Linked DNA regions of Mus musculus: region 1 is linked to region 2. A link is a loop called in an ENCODE intact Hi-C map of the cell type or tissue named here. Cell type or tissue: heart. All regions are shown on one strand. Each heading gives the region's core, and the rest is flanking DNA. Links, peaks and the distances in the headings are about the cores only. Region 1 holds the start of Mob3a (MOB kinase activator 3A). Region 2 holds the start of Tcf3 (transcription factor 3).

The links. Hi-C counts contacts between places; a loop is a spot of excess contacts. Peaks named below come from ENCODE experiments on the same cell type or tissue, not always from the same donor. Only the 100,000 strongest peaks of a DNase experiment are listed, where the experiment ranks them.
Region 1: a loop joins it to region 2, with 3 times the contacts of the local background. A loop is called at or near these places in 7 of 42 quality-filtered maps.

What each region holds. Positions count from the first base shown.
Region 1 is chr10:80,698,076-80,706,525 of GRCm38, forward strand. It overlaps Mob3a (MOB kinase activator 3A), which reads right to left and starts at 3,745. Exons shown (of 4, transcript NM_172457.2): 1 at 3,722-3,745. It overlaps Izumo4 (IZUMO family member 4), which reads left to right and starts at 4,618. Exons shown (of 10, transcript NM_027829.3): 1 at 4,618-4,884; 2 at 4,974-5,054; 3 at 5,134-5,205; 4 at 5,655-5,681; 5 at 5,778-5,853; 6 at 5,964-6,011; 7 at 6,105-6,119; 8 at 6,343-6,360; 9 at 6,624-6,638; 10 at 6,989-7,307. The coding sequence starts at 4,641. The coding sequence ends at 7,076. In heart, for the core only: CTCF peaks have their summits at 3,904 and 4,686; DNase peaks (open chromatin) are centred at 4,036, 4,546, 5,786, 7,190 and 3 weaker places; H3K4me3 peaks cover 4,283 bases; H3K27ac peaks cover 4,903 bases.
Region 2 is chr10:80,430,572-80,439,001 of GRCm38, forward strand. It overlaps Tcf3 (transcription factor 3), which reads right to left and starts at 3,064. Exons shown (of 19, transcript NM_001164149.2): 1 at 2,749-3,064; 2 at 366-497. The coding sequence starts at 440. In heart, for the core only: a CTCF peak has its summit at 3,828 (motif pointing right); DNase peaks (open chromatin) are centred at 1,250, 2,790, 3,180, 3,510 and 3 weaker places; H3K4me3 peaks cover 4,027 bases; H3K27ac peaks cover 5,220 bases; H3K27me3 peaks cover 975 bases.

The DNA of each region.
Region 1 (8,450 bases), core at 239-8,238, 270 kb after region 2:
CACAGATAAGGATGTCACCCAGGGGCCCGCTGTCAGGGGGATCATCACAACGCGCCAGTCTGTGGAGATGGGGGGAACAGAAGCGGAGCAGTGTGAGCACTGTGGAGATTAACTTAGAGATGGAGGTGGAGAGCCGTGAAGAGCCACTGTGAGGGGCCAGCTCTGCCACCTGGGGCTAGAGTGAGGTCCTAGCCCAAGGGCCACATCTGAATCTGTAGTTATACAGTGGCAGGGGTCGGTGTCAATGTCCACGGCTCATATTCCCTCTAGAGTCTGTGGGGATGAGCTGCTGGGGACCACGTGGATGTCCAGGGGCCATCTATACCTGGCCCCATCTCTCATCGGAGACAGTATTCGGTAGAGCTTTGGTAGAGTGGGCCCTGAGCTTAGCCCAGTGGAGCTGGCCCTGGTGGTAGGGGTGTGGGTGAGCCAGCCCCAAGGGTGTGAGTGTAGGAGAGCCAACCCTGCCACCCATCTGCTGGGAGGTACCCCAGGTACACAGGTGATACCCCACCTCCCCCCTCACCACCAGTGGCAGTCAGGAAAGCGACCCAGAGGGTCATGAGCTCTGGAGAGCTGGCCCTGGCCCCACTGCCATGAGCTAGTGCGGCTGTGGGTGATGCCGCCCCTTGCCACCTGAAGTGGAAAGGGAAGCAGTGGGTGGGAGAGAACAGGGTCACTAACTAGTTCTGCATGAGAACTGGCTGCAGCACGCACGTGGGAGAATGGGCCCTGCACCTTGCCTGCACAGTGAAGCAGAAGCAGCCTAGTTGGGGACGGCTTCCTTGGTGGCCCTTTGGTCCCTCCCCCAAAAGGACAAATACCACTAACCAAAATGAAAAATCTCTTGCATCACACTTAAGAAAAAACTAGTGCTGGGGGGTGGCGAGAGCAGCGCATGAGCATAGGGCGCTCCAGCAAGGCCTGGGGTTTGGGGTCACAAGCCTCTGGAACTGCAGTCCTCTGGGGATCTGGTGGTCGCTGCACCAGCCATACACATACATGCAGGCAACTCATAAAATAAAAACAAATACATCATGACACGGTCTCAGCACTCACCCCACAGGCACATAGGAAGAATTAAAACATAAGGAACATCAGGGGACCCCCAAGGGACCACAGCATGGAAGGAAGAGCTGGCTCCTGTCAAGGAGTCCACCAACCTCCGTAAGGTTGCCTGCTGTAGCTTGCACATGCACGCTAAACAAATATAGTAGTAGTAAGTAGTAGTGGGGCTGGAGAGATGGCTCAGTGGGTAAGAGCACTGACTGCTCTGCCAGAGGTCCTGAGTTCAAATCCCAGCAACCACATGGTGGCTCACAACCACCTGTAATGGGGTCTGATGCCCTCTTCTGGTGTGTCTGAAGACAGCTACAGTGTACTTACATGTAAGAAATAAATAAAAATCTTTAAAAAAAAAAAACAGTAGTGGTAGTCGTAATGCAAACATCGATAGCTGGGCAGTGGTGCACACTTTTGATTCCAGTACTGGGGAGGTAGAGGCAGACAGATTTCTATAAGCTTGAGGCCAGCCTGATCCACACAGCAAGCTCCAGCTCCAGGATATACATAGAACCACATAGAGAGCCCTTGTCTCAACCCCTATCCCTAAAAGCAGGAAGTCACCACACCTTTGAGTGATGGGATAAATGTCTTGGAAGCCTCTAGATCTCTATGAGCGCCAAATACAGTTTTAAATTTTCTGGTAGCCTCATAAAAGAAAAAAAAAGAGAGATGAAATGTACAACAATATTCATATTTTTGCTAATTTATGATGTGTTCTGCCCCATTGTAAAGCCATTATAACTGGATATATCCATTCCTGCAGTTCTAGTTCTTGGGGGGGCTGAATCAGGAGAACTTGACACGGTCCTGGGCTACCGAGGGAGTGACAAGCCAGCTGGGATGTGTACACCGCTGGAGCCATAGCTCTGTGCGTAAGAGTGCTCGGCTGTTCTTGCAGAGGTCTGGGATTCAGGTCCCTGCACTCACATGGCAGCTCACAACCGCACGTGACACCCTCAGAAGAGGCTCCTGTAGGCAAGTGGCACACATACACACACAATAAAAACTACATTTCTCCTAGGTAAGAGGCATGCCATTCACACAGTGCCCTGCAGTGTCGTCCTGGTCTCAGGGTGACACTAAGGTCGGGGATGGGGGGCTCTGCTCAGTCCACATCTCTGATCCCAGACAGATAAATTTCAATTCAAACATATGTTTCTATCACGTTCACTCCGCCCTAACATTGAAATTAATTCTACTTTGGGGTAGGGCTTATCACCCCCCTCCTCCAATACTGGGGAGGAACCCAGGCTCATACACACCCTAAGTTAATGTTCTGCTCCTGAGCCCTCACTGGGGGAATTCTAGGCGGGGCTCCACCCTGATTACACCCCCAGCCCTGTTGCTCTTTTTTTTTAAGATTTATTTTATATATGTGAGTACACTGTTGCTGTCTTTATACACACCAGAAGAGGGCATCAGATCCCATTACAGATGGTTGTGAGCCACCATGTGGTTGCTGGGAATTGAATTCAGGACCTCAGGAAGAGCACTAGCCCCCTTTTGCTCTTTTTGAGGTGAGATTTCACTAAGTGTCCCAGGCTGCCCTTGAACTTAAATGGCACTGGAATGGATCAAGATGGAGAAAGGACAGACATCAAGAAGCCCCAGGGGTGGAACTCTCTAGCCTTGTCACCTCTGCTGTTCACTGAGTTCTAAAAACAAGCCCAGGACAGGGGCGGTTAAAACCTGGTTTTCGGAAGTTCTCAGGTTATCTGCTTCTGCCTTTGTCAATGGTTAAGTCTGTGGTCTCTTTTGCATCCTGCTGCCTCCAGCTAGCACCTCTCTGAAGCCCCATCACTTACAGAGCTAGTAACCACTTCCTCCATGCTGAAGGAAGAGCTGGCTGACCTGAGAGTCCTACCTAACTGTCCCCTGACACTCCCACCCCTAGTTCCTGAGCTCCCAACTCTGCATAACGGTAGCAAATCAGAAACCAAAGTTACAAGGATACACGTGGAGCTCTGGAATAATAATTGCCCTGCCTTAACACTATGCCAACCTCTACTTGACTGTAGGCACTTTATTCTATGGAGCCTAGGGAAGGGGTGGAGGCAGGAGGGAAGAGAAAAGGCAAAGTTATTGGCGCAGACCTTTAATCTCAGCGTTCAGGAGGCACAGGCAGGGTGATCTCGCTGAGTTCCAGGATAGCCTGGGCTAAATATAAAAGGAAAGAATTAAAGAAAAGAAAAGAAAAGAAAAGAAAAAAGAAAAAGAAACTGCGGCCAAAGTTAACTTTCTGTGATCTGTTTTTGAGTCTCTCCATCCAGCCTTTCAATGGCTTATTTAGGGGAGGCCGAGGAGTGCTGAAGAGGCAGAAGTAGGGATAGAACCCAGGGCTTTCTACACACAAGGCAAATGCTTCACTCCAGAGCAAGAGCCCAGACCTTCAATGAAGTTTAACAGAAACGTGATCATTTCAAACAAATGAGTCAGCGGAGATGGGAAGGAGGATCCTATCCAGCCGCTGGAGGCTAGCCTGTGCTATCTAGGACCTCAAATATTAAACACGCTTTTGATCCATGACGCTTCCTTTCTCCCTCCTTTTGACAGATCCAGGTCCCCAGCGCCCACTCTGGGCCGGTCGCTGGACACTGTCACCCTGAGGGATGAAGTCCCGCTGCCCGCCGCCCGCCTTGGCCCTCGGAGGACCCACCTGGCTGTCCGGAACCGTCTCTCGCTTCGCCCAGTCTCCGGCCGCGCCCGCAGAGGGACACGCCCGCGGAGGGACACGCCGCACGCCCCGCCCAGGCCGCGCCCGCCAGCCGGATTTACTTCCCTTAAAGGGAAGCAGCCCGGATGGAGGTGTGGCGCCCGAGTTCGGAGGATCACGGTGTGAAAGGCAGGCGGCACTCCGCGCCCCTGGAGACCAGGACGGGCGCTGCTAATTGGCTGTAGTGGAGCGGATGAGGGGCGGGACGAGCCCTCCCTCGCTGGCTCGGGAACTGGCGCCAGCCCAAAGCGCATGCGTAAGGCGCTGTGGATGGGGTGGAGCCTGGGGACAGACTGGCATTACCAGTTGCCAATTGTAACTGGAGAGATTCAGTTACACTCTCCTGGGGAGATCCAGTAGAGCCAGCCCTGGGACAGAAGTCCGGATGGCGGTGGGGTGGGTGTGGTGACAGGCTAGAAAGGGGTGGAGCCATCCGTGGGCGGTACCAGGCCTGTAGGCGGAACCAGGCCTGGGACAGGAGTCTAATCGGGGCCTGGCCAGGTAGGGGCGGAGCCATCCGTGGGCAGGCGCTGTCTTTTTTTTTTTTTTCGAGACAGGGTTTCTCTGTGTAGTCCTGGCTGTCCTGGAACTCACTTTGTAGACCAGGTTGGCCTCGAACTCAGAAATTCGCCTGCCTCTGCCTCCCAAGTGCTGGGATTAAAGGCTTGCGCCATCAGGCCCGGTGGGCGGGACATGTCTAAGCGGGGCGGGACCAGAGTTGGAAGCATGATCAGGCCCGGGCAGGGGATGGCGCGGCCAGGGTCCACAGCGCGAGCTGTTGGTTGGTGCGGCGTGGCAGGGCGTGGCGCGGGAGGCACCGTTGGTTGGTGCGCGGCTGGAGGGTGCGGCGCTGGCGGCGCCGATGTTTGGGCAAGGCAGGCTGGGCCAGGCCATGGCCCTGCTGTTGTTTCTGGGCATGACAGCGGCGCTGGCCCGGGGCTGCCTGCAGTGCGACCCCAATTTCGCGGAGAAGTTCTCCTTCTATCGTCACCACGTGAACCTCAAGTCGTGGTGGGTGGGTGACATTCCTGTGTCGGGGATGCTGCTCTCCGATTGGATCCAGAACACGATGAAGGAGCTCCATCTGGCCATTCCTGCTGAGATCAGTGAGCGGCGGAACCCATTCCAGGGTCAGAAGAGCAGCAGGGAACCGGGCAGGGCCACTCATTTGCTTGCTTTTTCCTCCTGCCCTTAGCCCGGAAGAAGCTATATCAAGTAGCAGAAGCCGTGTACCAGAGGATGGACCAGCTGTACCAGGGGAAGATGTACTTCCCAGGTAAAAAGAGAAACAGGTGGGGCCGGTGCGAGCTGCTACGCACCTGAACTTGACCGTTCTGCTGTGACTCTCACATCAGGGTATTTCCCCAATGAGCTGCGGGCCATCTTCCGGGAGCAAGTGCGCCTCATCCAGAACGCCATCATAGAGAGTGAGCAGTGGGCTCCACAGAGGGGAAGATGATCATGGCCGCTGGCACTTCAGGGCTAGGGGCACTGGAAACAGGGCTCAGGGAGGAGTGACTCTGCAGGAGGCCCTTTTGCATAAATGTTTGCTAGCATGCCCATCACCCCCTTATTTCTGTCAAACTAGTCTCCTGGTGGCACCTAGGAACAATGGAACCATCCTTCCCTTAGGTTATCCCCATCTTTCACTGCAACTGACCCCTTCCTACATCCATGAAACTCATGTAGCACAAGCGTGTAATCCCAGCACTCAGAAATGAGGGAACGAGGCAAGAAGATTGCCACAAATCACAAGGCAGCCTAGGCTACCTTCTCTGTGCTAGGGTATCCTGGGCTACAAAAACAAGTGGGGCTGAGGTGTTGAGCTCTGGGCCTTGTCAGAAAGCACTATCCTGTTATGTCCTCCCCTCCCCAGGCCGCATTGACTGTCAGCGTCACTGTGGTAAGTGAACCATGGTCCAGGCTAAGGGCCACAGTGGCAGTGGCCCAGGCTGGGGAGGGCCCAGGGGAGTCTGGGGCTGCTTCTCATATATTGCAGGTATCTACCAGTACGAGACCATCTCCTGCAGCAACTGCACGGACTCCCACGTCATTTGCTTTGGCTACTACTGCAAGTATGGCTCATGCAGCAATCCCACTGCCCCTGGGGTCCTAGGCAAGGAAGGGGACCAGGGCCTTGGGGATACCCCACCACCAAGTCTTGTGTTCCCCCCCCCCACCCCAGGTCATCGGCACAGTGGGAGTCAGCTGTACAGGGCCTTCTGAAATACATGTGAGCTGGGGCTTATTGGGTACCAGGACATGGAGAGGGAGACACCAAGGGAGGCCACTTGGTCCCCTGACTCCAAACCTACTGTCATTGTAGAAACACCTGGCACAAGTAAGTTCCTGCTGGAATCCAAGGTTGTGTGTGCCTTATGATGAGGGGTTGAAGCTTGCCAAGGCTCAGGAGGACCTTGCCCACACCCTTCAAAGGTCTCCAAGTTCAGCTGGAGGAAGGGGGCAAGCCATCCTGGCTGAAGGGTCTTCATGAAACCTATTCTTCCCTGAATTGGTGTGGTGGCAGACCTGGAGGGTCTAACTGGAGCCCCATTCTATTTCAGACAGGATGAAAAGATGAGGTAAGACCAGGCCTTCCACTTGAGAGGGAGGAGTGAGGTGAGGAGCGGGGTATGGGGAGTGGGGAGAGGGATGGAGTGAGGAGGTGTGTGGGTAAGAGTGGGAGGGGATGCTGGGCAGGGTGGGTAAGAGCGGGAGGGGATGCTGGGCAGGGCTGTGTGCCTGAGGGCACACTGGCCATCTGTAGTCACACCTGCCTGTGTGGTCAACGCACTGCCTGAACCATGCTGTGTTTCTTCCCTGCGGCCTCAACTTGGATGTGCAGAACCACCCCAGCCTTGTGAGTGAGCTGGGGAATAAGGCTACAAAGAAGCAGGTGACCTGTGGAAAACAGAATTCCAAAGTCAAGTGGCCTCTTTGCCACAGACCTCTCATGCCCTATCGAGGCCTGTCATTGTGGGTGCTAGGGAGGGTCCCTATCCCACTGGCACACTTTAGGATTTAAGAACAGGCAGGGACTAGGTGTAGCAATGCATTCCTATAATCCCAGCCTTCCAGGAGCCTGAGGCAGGAGAATCTTAGGGGCTAGCTTGGACTATATTAATGGGCTATGGGAGGCAGCCTAGGAAGGGAGGCAGGAGGGCATGTGCAGACAATGGGCTTAGAGCACCTCCTCCTCATCCCCCAAAGCCTGTCACAAAACATAAAGTGTCTGGAACCTCAGCATCTGGTCAACCTGACCTTGGAAAAAGTCTCTGAGTGTCTGACCCAGCACTGACAGTGGCTGCCAGCCCCCAGCCTCGGCAGAGGCCAGGACTCAACTGCACTGTTGCCTCTGGAGAAGCTAGCTGCTGCCTGCCTCAAGTTACCCCTCCCACTCCCATGGATCCCAGGCTGGGCCGGGACAGGGGAGGGCAGGGAGATGGGTTTGTGTAAGATAGTGGGGAACCCCCCAGGGCAGGGCCCTCTGAGATATTTTGATTAAAATGCCCTGACATTTCTCATGAGGAACAATTCTTTAACTGCCAGATCTGGCTAGGTCGTTAATGTAGCTGGTGGCATGCATTTCACCTGAACATGATGTACAGGTGTGGAGGGGTCCTACGCTCCTATCCACAGAGGGAGGGACCAAAAAACCTGGCTGGTACCTGCAACATCTCCCTCGGGGTCCAAGGACCCTGGGTAACTATGGGCAGGGTTGCAGAAGGGATGCTTCAGCTCTTGCTGAGGTGGGATGCCAAGTACTCCAGTATGGCCTGGAGCATGCCATGGAGCAGATGACTTGGCCTCCTGACGGTCCTGCCTCTACAGGCGTGCTAGCTGGGTCTTCCTGCACTGCACCTGTCTGTAGACTGACCTTGAATTCTCTCAGCCTCAGGATGGATGATACAGTGGGCTTTGTAAAAGTGGAGCAGGTTAGTGTGTGATCCAGGTCAGAGACACAGCTGGACCACACTGCAGAGAGCACCTAGCAGCAGAGATAGGCTGGCTGGGAGAAGTTGATGCAGGAGACCCAGGGGTTCCTTTTTGTTTTGGTGTCCTTGTCACCTTGGTTTCCTTGTCACCATGTCCCCTGGCCCCAGGCAGAAGCATTTCCAGGCACATTCCTACAGTTCTTGCTCATGGGACAGGCAGCAAGTTAGTTTTGTTTTTAACAAGGACTACACATGGCAGCATCTAGAGTCCCTCCTTCCTCCAATGGACTGGAAGAGCAGTCTGAACAGGATGAATAGGGACACTAGGTGTTGTGTTGGGAACTCCAGCTGCACTCTGTGGCCAGTCATCAACCACAGCAATGGGTACACTGTAGCTACCGCTGCTGCTGAAGACTACCTCTGTGGGTCCTGGCTAGGGCTGGCAGGATGCTTGAAGCAGTGAGAGAGTGCTGCATGGTCTCAGATGGGGCACTGGATGAGGCCTTGGGCACAGCAGCATTTGGGGACTTCAGTTGCAGTTGAGTTTATTTGAAAAGGAGTCTTCCTTTTTCCCCATCAACGAAGTGGCAGTGAGCTGCCGAGATGGAGCAAGGGCCTTTTTCAACTCAAGTTCCTGCTCTCCCCCCTCACAGCCACAGGAGCAGTTAGAATGCTGCGGAGTGGAAAGGTAGCTCTGTGGTTAAGACTCTTGCAGAGGACCCCAGGTTTTCCAATAT
Region 2 (8,430 bases), core at 1-8,000:
GCTTGGGACTTCATTCTCACAGCCTGTAACTTCGATGGTCACTTTTCTAACTCAAGGCCACCAGCCCCCACAGGCACTTCTGCAGTGAACACTGGGGAACAACCACAGCTCTGAACAGCCCTTCCCTCTCTCTGGGCTCCGTTCTTCTCCTCACTGGTGAGGTGCCAGGTGGGAGCACTTCTTTGGTGGATGTCACCAGGCCTACGGTAGGGGGCTCCATTTCCTCTGAGATTTCCCCCACTCTTGCAAGCTGGGGGCTCCACTCCTACTGGCAGACACTCCCACTTCAACCCTACCTTCCAGGCCAGGAGTGGTGGGGTGGGTAGGCACTGAGGGGCGGGGGGGGGGGGGGGGCGCTAGCTCACCATGCTGAAGTCCAGGAGGTCACTCAGTTCCTTGTCAGAGCCCACGGGTGCCATTCTCTGAGACTGGTTCATCATCCACCCAGGACAGCAGGTGTTGGAACTGGGGTGCGTCCCCCAGATCTAGAGACAGCCCTGTGGTGACACCAGGGGACAGAAGGGGAGAAACAGAGGGACTGAGAGCGTGGACAAGTGGGCATTAGAAGTGAGGCCCTGGGGTCAATGGGGGTCCTGAAGGAAGAGGCAGGAGCCTGGGTTCTGGGGGGATCCTCTGTAGATCCTTCTCATGAGCAAATGAGTAGCTTGAACAATGGAGAGAAGGGGTACACATATGAAATCTCCCAATTCCCAGAGGCCCACCAGAGTGTCAAATTGCATTTTAAAGGGGTGGGGGGGGGACTGTCTATGGGCCCTGTCCAGGAAGAAAGGGGTGGCCCAGGCTCTGCCTCCTCCAAATAAACTTGGTGGAACCTTCCCATGCAGCAGCTGTCACAGAATACCCAAGACCCTGGTCACCCCAAATCCAAAGCAAAACAAACTGTGAACCTCAAGGCTCTAGTGGGTGGAAGAGGTGTTATCCCTGGGACCCACAACTTCTCCCTCTCACCCCCAAAACCCAACCTCATTCAAGAAAGCTAAAAAACAAAACAAAATTAAAACAAAACAAAACACTCAAACCAAGTGGGCCTCTTATTGTCAGGATATATCCGGGAATTATTCCCAGTCAAGTTTAAAAACATCCTTTTACCAACATCACCGGGGGGGGGGGGGGAGGTCCCCAAGACCTGGGATTCCCCTCAGGTCCCAGGGGCTCTGCTCCACCAGTGGGGGAGGGGTTCCACCTGCCAGGCCCAATCCACCCACCCCAGGAAAGACTGAGGGGCCAGCACGCAGTTAAACCATTAACTTTTTTTTCCAGTGTTCCCCAGAAAGGAGCTAGGGCAGCAGGGATCCGGAAGCCACAGGCTGGGGAAGGCGATTCTGGGGTTGAGGGAAGACCCACGTCCAGAAGCTCAGGAACCCCAACTCTTTTGTTTGTCAACTCACACAGGGTGTGAAACAGGCACCTCGGGCACCCCGCCCCCACTGCTTTTTGTCTTTTTTTTTTTTCATCCTTTTTGGAGGATGTGTGAAACTGACTCTTTTCTTCTTCTTCTAAGTTGTACGAAACCACACTTTTTTTGTGGGGTATTTGAAACCGATTTTTCTGGGTAACCCCAGGAGAGGTGAAACACTGCTCCAGTGGGGGCGGGTGCCACAAACACTCTTGGGAGGGGAGGAATGGGACAACCTGGGTCATCTTGGATTGGGGGTAGGGAAGCAGAATTGGGGATGACCCCCCCCTTCTCCTCCCTCCCCCATTCCAGCAGCCACTGCGGGAGGAGGAAGGTTGGAAGTTCTGAGGCTCGCAGAGGCCACCATCGTGTCCCAAACCCTGAGCTGTGCCGCGCCCCACATTAACACAGAGCAGATGTTCCCATCTCGGGGTCCCTGTGTCTCCCCTCCTTCTCTGTACCCAGAGATCCCTTTCTTGTAGCAGACAAAAGGACTTGCTCTCTTTCCTCCAAACTCCAGTTTAAATCGGGGGGGGGGCATCCTTAAGTGGCAGGGGGGGTCTTCCAAGATCTCCAGGAGTTGGGGAACCCCAAGTTAACGAGGTGAAGATATTGGGTTCACTCTTCCTTCCAAATTCCAGTTTGGATGGAGATTTGGAGACTTCCCTGGGTGGGGGTGGGTTGGAAAGGGACACCTCCCACAAAATCCCCAAGAATTAGGAACTCTAAATTGTGGAGTGCGATATAATCCTCAGCCTTCCAAACTCCACTAGGATCAAGGGGACACCTCAAGTGAAGAGGTGAAGGTGGGTGATAAGGGGACACCTCCCCTAAGATAACCACGAGTTGTGGAACCACTAGCTAATGGAATGAGGAGGTGGCCCTCTCTCTTCCCTCCAAACTCCAGCTCCGATCAGGAGGACCCCCTCTCTAAGGGCAGATGGAAAGGGAACACCTCCCCTAAGATCCCCACGAGTTGGAGAATTCCTATCTGATGAAGTTGGGTGACCGTCCACAGAGAACCGTCACAAAAGAGGCCTGGGCAAAGTTTGCTCTCAAGTGCGCGCGTCCCCTCCACGTCGCCCCCCTCTCCAGGCGCGCAAAGTTGAAGACAGAGAACAATGCGCCGCCGGGCCCGGGGCCCTGTGCAAGGGGGACGCGTGCACACTCCCCCGGGGGCTCACCCCAGCCCTAGCCTCCCCGCGGACCCGAGAGAGACCCAGAGGCAACTTTTTTTTTCTCATGCACTAAGCAGAGGGGGGGGGTCCCCACCGTGCGCGCGTCCCCGTGAGCCCCACGCGCGCGTCCGGGGCCCCTCCGCGTGCGCTCACCTGCTGGGCGGGGGCATGCACCGGGTGCACCGGGGCTCCCTGCTGCCCACCGCCCTCGGGGACCCCGGGGACAAAAGGGTGGCGGGCGCGTCCCCGAGGGTCGCGCGTGGGCGGCGGGAGCGCGCAGGGCTCGGGGTCGCGCGTCCTTCCTCCTCCCCACTCGCGTTCGCGTCGCCTGGTCTCTCTCGAGCTTCTCTCAGAGCAGGCCCCGCGGGAAGGGACTGTAGCAGAGGCGGCGGCGCGCGGCGGTGGCCCGCGGTGGCCCGCTACGCCCGCAGCCGCCGGCGCTGCCTCATCTTCCTGCGGCGGGAGACATGTTCCGCCCCCCCACCCCGCCCCGCGCCGCCCGCGGAAGCCACGCCCCCAAGTGACCACGCCCACTGTCGCCAAAAGCCACCTCCCCTAAGTCGCTGCAGCCGCGCCCCGACCGGATACACAGATCCCTCCACTACCTCTTGAGGCGATAGTAACATACACCACCTCACAACAGTCACTGCCAGAACACCCACAAAGATTACCATGACACCAAGAATCAACCCGTATCTAATACTAAAGTACTTCCGGCAGAGATAGTCTCTATCAAACCGAGGGAAAGACTTAGGAACTATCTTCCTACGCGGCGGTATACACGCACTGAGCGAAGCGTCCTTGACGCAAGCGGGAAGGACCATTAGATTGAAAGATAAGGACCGCTACAAATAACCAATGGGAAGGTGGAGAGGTTAGATTGGCAGAACTCAAACCATTTATTGCGAAGTATCATCTGCGTTCCCGCCCTACAGCAGAGGCGGGATTCTCAGAGCAAGAGGCCGCGAGAAACTCAACGGGAAGGCGGTGGAAGGGCGGGGTTTGAGATTTTATTTTCGGGTTCTTATGCCCGCCGGCGCCGCCACGTCAAGTGGGTTCTATTTGAGTTTCTAGGATGGGCTCTGGGTGTTATGTGTTCGAGCGGGTATATCAAAGTCGGGATGGGATATCAGATCCTTAATGAGAGGCTAGGAAACGATGGATCATTCTCTCTCTTGCTGAAGGACCTCCACATTGGTCAACTTTTCCGTCTTTTGAAAATAGGTGTTTCGTGGTGCATATAATAAAAAATGCCAGGAGGTGGCGGCACTTTAATCCCAGCACTGGGGAGACAGAGGCAAGCAGATCTCTGTGAGTTCAAGGCCATCCTGGTCTACAGAGTGAGTTCCAGGATAGCCAAGGCTATCCAAGAATCACTGTCTCGAAAGAAAGAAAGAAAGAAAGAAAGAAAGAAAGAAAGAAAGAAAGAAAGAAAGAACAACGAAACAACGAGGGCGGGAGGGGTACTGAGAGGAGAGAGGGTAAACTGAGATTGGGATATAATATATGATAAAATAAATTTAAAAAAGAAAAACACATAATGAGGCCAGGTGTGGTGGCCCATGCCTTTAATCCCAGCTCTTGGGAGGCAGGAGGAGCTCTTTGTTTGAGTTTGAGGCTAGCCGGTTATATAAAGCAAGTTGCAAGCCAGCCAGCTAAGGCTGTCCAGTGAGACCCTGCCTCTCCCTGAGGGTTGTAGAGACAATATGTCCCTCGCGCCTAGCTTCTGCTCAGTCTTCACAGCTCACTGGGGCTCACAGCCCAATGAACACAGCAGAAAGGTGCATGGCACAGTGGGTGTCCAGGTCAGGCAGCAAAGAGGATCCCTAGTGTAGCTGCCTGCTCCCTCTCCCTCACCTTCAGTCAGAGATCAAGGACATGCCCCCAGCATCACACAGGAAGGGCCTGGTGTGAATCGCACCTCTAGGTTCTGACTTTTTGGAGTTGGCAGGGGTAGAGAATTGAGAAAAGGTCTCATGTAGCCCAGGCTGGCCTCCAACTTCCTATGTAGCCAAGGTTGACCCTGAACTCCTGTTGGTATCCCCTACCTCCCAGCTAGTACTAAGATGGTAGCTACCACACCTGGTTATGTGGTGGTGGGAAGAAATGTAGTGCTTCATATATCCTAACTAAGCGATCTACCACCCCAGCTACCGCTCCAGTCCTTTATCCTTGGAACTGGTCCCTACTTCCGGTCCTTTTTGCTTCCCCCATATCTCAGAGCCTTTGGGCAGGTTCTTGGTACAATCTGAGACTCAGTTTACCTATAAGGAAAATGAGAGGGCGCAGTCATGGGCACACGGGTGTCACTCCACAAGTCTCTGCCTGGTCAGTCCTTCTATGATCCTGTTGAAGGACTTGGGTATCCGGATTGAATCTCTGTCCTTGAAACCTAGGTCTTTCCTGTGGCCCAACCCTGGACCCATAGAGTTGAGTGTTTGCCCACCATGTGGGGATGCAGCATGTAGTTCACTGGGCAACGTTTGGTGGCAACCTGGTGGTTGCAGCACCTCTAGGCTTGTCATCCAAAGCGAGAAGGCTCACCAGAGAGCCCCCTCCTTCATCTGTCCTGAATGTACTCTTTCCAACCAGGAGCTGTCAGGTATTTTCCAAAAAGTGAGTCCATTGTACAGAGAAAGAGACTGAGGTTCTGAGGGCTCCCCCATTCACCTCACTCCCACACCGGAGCCACACACCTGCAGGGAGGCTCTCTAGGCACTCACAAACCACCATTGTTTTCCCCCAGGAGGCCCATCTTGGGGCTGAGTCACCGGGTGGAACAGCCAACAGTGGGGAGTCCTCTCTCTGCTGTCACCTCTGCCCAGCCCTGAGGCTTGGGTGTGCCCTGGCATGAGGACAAGCTGCCAGGGGCTGGAGCCAGGGCCCCTTTGGAGCGGCCCACGGCCTGCCCACCCCCGCCCTCCTGACTGTGCCTTTTGTTCTGCTGTGGGTGCTGGGGGAACCCGTCCACCGGCCACAGAACCTGTCTCTCAGCCATTGGGATTGTGCTCACAACCTGGAACCTATAGCCACTTTTGCAGGAGTATAAAGCAACAGGACCAAGGATGAATTCCCACAGAAAGGCGGGCAGACATAGAAGGATGGAAAGCTGGGCCTCCACACGTCCATCATTGCCACTACTGGGGAAACTGAGGTAGAAGGATTGCAAGTTCAGGGCGCCCTGGAAAACTTACTGTCAGAAAAGCTAAAAGGAAGGCAGGGAGATACCTCATGCGTGGCACCCTGCCTAGAATCCCCCAGTGAGGGGGCTGGGGGCGTGGTCAGAGGCGGAGCCTCACCTAGAATCCCCCAGTGAGGGGGCTGGAGGCGTGGTCAGAGGTGGAGCCCCGCCTAGAATCCCTAGTGAGGGGTTGAGGACTTTTATGGGCTTGGACCTGGGCTCCATCACCAGAAGTAGGTGTTGAGCAACAGACATAGTGAAGTACAAAGGTCTTAGGTCCCGGCAAACTCCAGCAGTTCGTTCTGAGGATTTCAGCCCCATCTCTTAGTGTAGGCGGTGAAAGATGGTTTGGCATTGGGCTTTTCCACCTTGGACTTGTCCCGCGGTGGGGGTGGGATGGGGGGGTCTCGTGAGCCAAGAGCAGGTGAGGAACGAAGTGGATTTAACAAATGGCTGAAAGCTCATCGTGGGGTAGTCGGAGCTGCCTTCAGTGCTAGGTGGGAGCAGGAGACCCTGTGTGAGTTGGTTGCCTTGAGGCTCTGGACGAAGAGGAAATGGGGAGCAGGGATTTCGAGCTTGGGATTTGTGTCCTTGGCTAAGAGGGCTGGGAGAAAGGTGGATGAACACGCGGAGTAGCCATTATTAAAGCCGATCCCCAACATAGGACAAGCCTTGCACCAAGTCAAATCTCAGAGTTTTTTGGGTTTTCTCTCCTTTTTTTTCCTTTTGTTTTATAAAGAATCTCATGTAGCACAGACTGGCGTTGAATTCACTAAGTAGCGAAGAATGACTTGGAACTTCTGAACTTCCCACCTCACTTTCAGGAAGCTAAGATAACAGATGTTATGCACTCCCACGAGTGACATATGTGGTGCTGGGAATGGGACCCAGAGCTTTGGGCGTCCTAGCTCTGTGCACTGAGTCCCAGCCCTGAGTCCCATTCTTCTTCTTCTTCTTCTTCTTCTTCTTCTTCTTCTTCTTCTTCTTCTTCTTCTTCTTCTTCTTCTTCTTCTTCCTCTTCCTCTTCCTCTTCTTCTTCCTCTTCTTCTTCTCCTCCTCCTCCTCTTCCTCTTCCTCCTCCTCTTCTTCTTCTTTCTTTCTTTCTTTCTTTCTTTCTTTCTTTCTTTCTTTCTTTCTTTCCCCAAGACAGGGTTTCTCTGTGTAGCCTTGGCTGTTCTAGGACTTACTCTATAGACCAGGCTGGCCTCAAACTCAGAGATTTGCCTGCCTCTGCCTCCAGAGGTGCTGAGACTAAAGGCATATGCCACCACCACCTGGCATCCATTCTCTCTCTCTCTCTCTCTCACAGGCTTATTTGTGTGTGTGTGTGTGTGTGTGTGTGTGTGTGTGTGTGTGTGTGTTTGTATGTACACAAGTGCTTGTAAGAGTCCTCAGAAGCTAAAGAAGACATCAGAACATCAGATGCCCTGGAACTGAAGTTATATAGATGGCGGTGAGTCAGTATGTGGGCACTGGGACTTGAACTCACATCCTCTGAAAGAAAAGCTGTGTGTGCTCTAATTGCTCTCTGCAGCCCTGACCTCTGACCCAGCTCCGCCTCAGGATGAACCCCAACCCCAAGAGAGACCTCAGTTTGAACTTGAGCCCAGCTCATTGATTGGGGCAGATTTAAAGAAGATCCCACCATAGGTCCCACCCCCCTTTGCTGCACCCCAGGGCAGTGTCACCTGCCCAGGAAGGCAGTGGCCTCCCTCCTGACTGCCTCCCTCCTGGCTACCTCCAGGTGCTCAGGCCCTTCCTCAGGCCCTGGAGGTGGGGGGAGCCTGCTTGGTCACATTCCGGGACAACGTGTACAAACACAGGCCACCTCCCTGTCAGCCCCCACGGGCACTGGCTGGCCTGGTGACCCCAGGGGGAGGCACTACAGGGAACAAGGAGCCCAGCCTGGTTTCTACCCACACACCAGCCCACAGGGCATCTGGCTGACCTCTGCCTGCAGTGGCAAGGGTGAAGCTATTCCCTGCTGCTTCGGGACAATGTCAGGGTGTCTACCTTCCTCCCAGGAGTTGCCCTGAGGGACCGAGCAAACCATCCACCCGCTATTCACAAGGGGAAACTGAGGCTCACCGTCAGCGGTCACTGATGGCCACCTCCTTATGCTGAGGACTTGTGGGGTTTACTCAAAGATGGCAGAGACACAGAGGCACAAGGGACCTAATGTCAGGGGAACATGACTGTGGGAATTGTTGGGGGTAAAGAGTGACGGACAAGGACCCCATTGGATAGACCTGACATAGAAGAGTCCAAGAGAGTTCCTAGGACCACGAGAGATAAATGGACACAGACATCTCCCAAATCCATAGCATGGGAGCCTAACTCACGGTGAAGACTCAGAGCTGGGGCTCCCTTAGGACCTGAAAACTGCTGGCGAGAGCAGGCCACCCCTGATCACATCAACTGACCAAAGGACTGACGTCTCCCACCCTGATCACACCTACTGACCGAAAGACTGATGTCCCCTGATGTCCCTCCCAGCCTTCTGCAGTGCCCCAGTTCAGTTCAACTACGAACCCCAAGAGGCAGTCAAGTGCCCTCATTGTCAGTCCTTCTCGCTCCTCTGTGCCCTGGGACGCTCCCATCATCCAGCCTTGCCTGTCGACTTTTTCCTAGGCTGTTCCCCGTCAACAGATTAT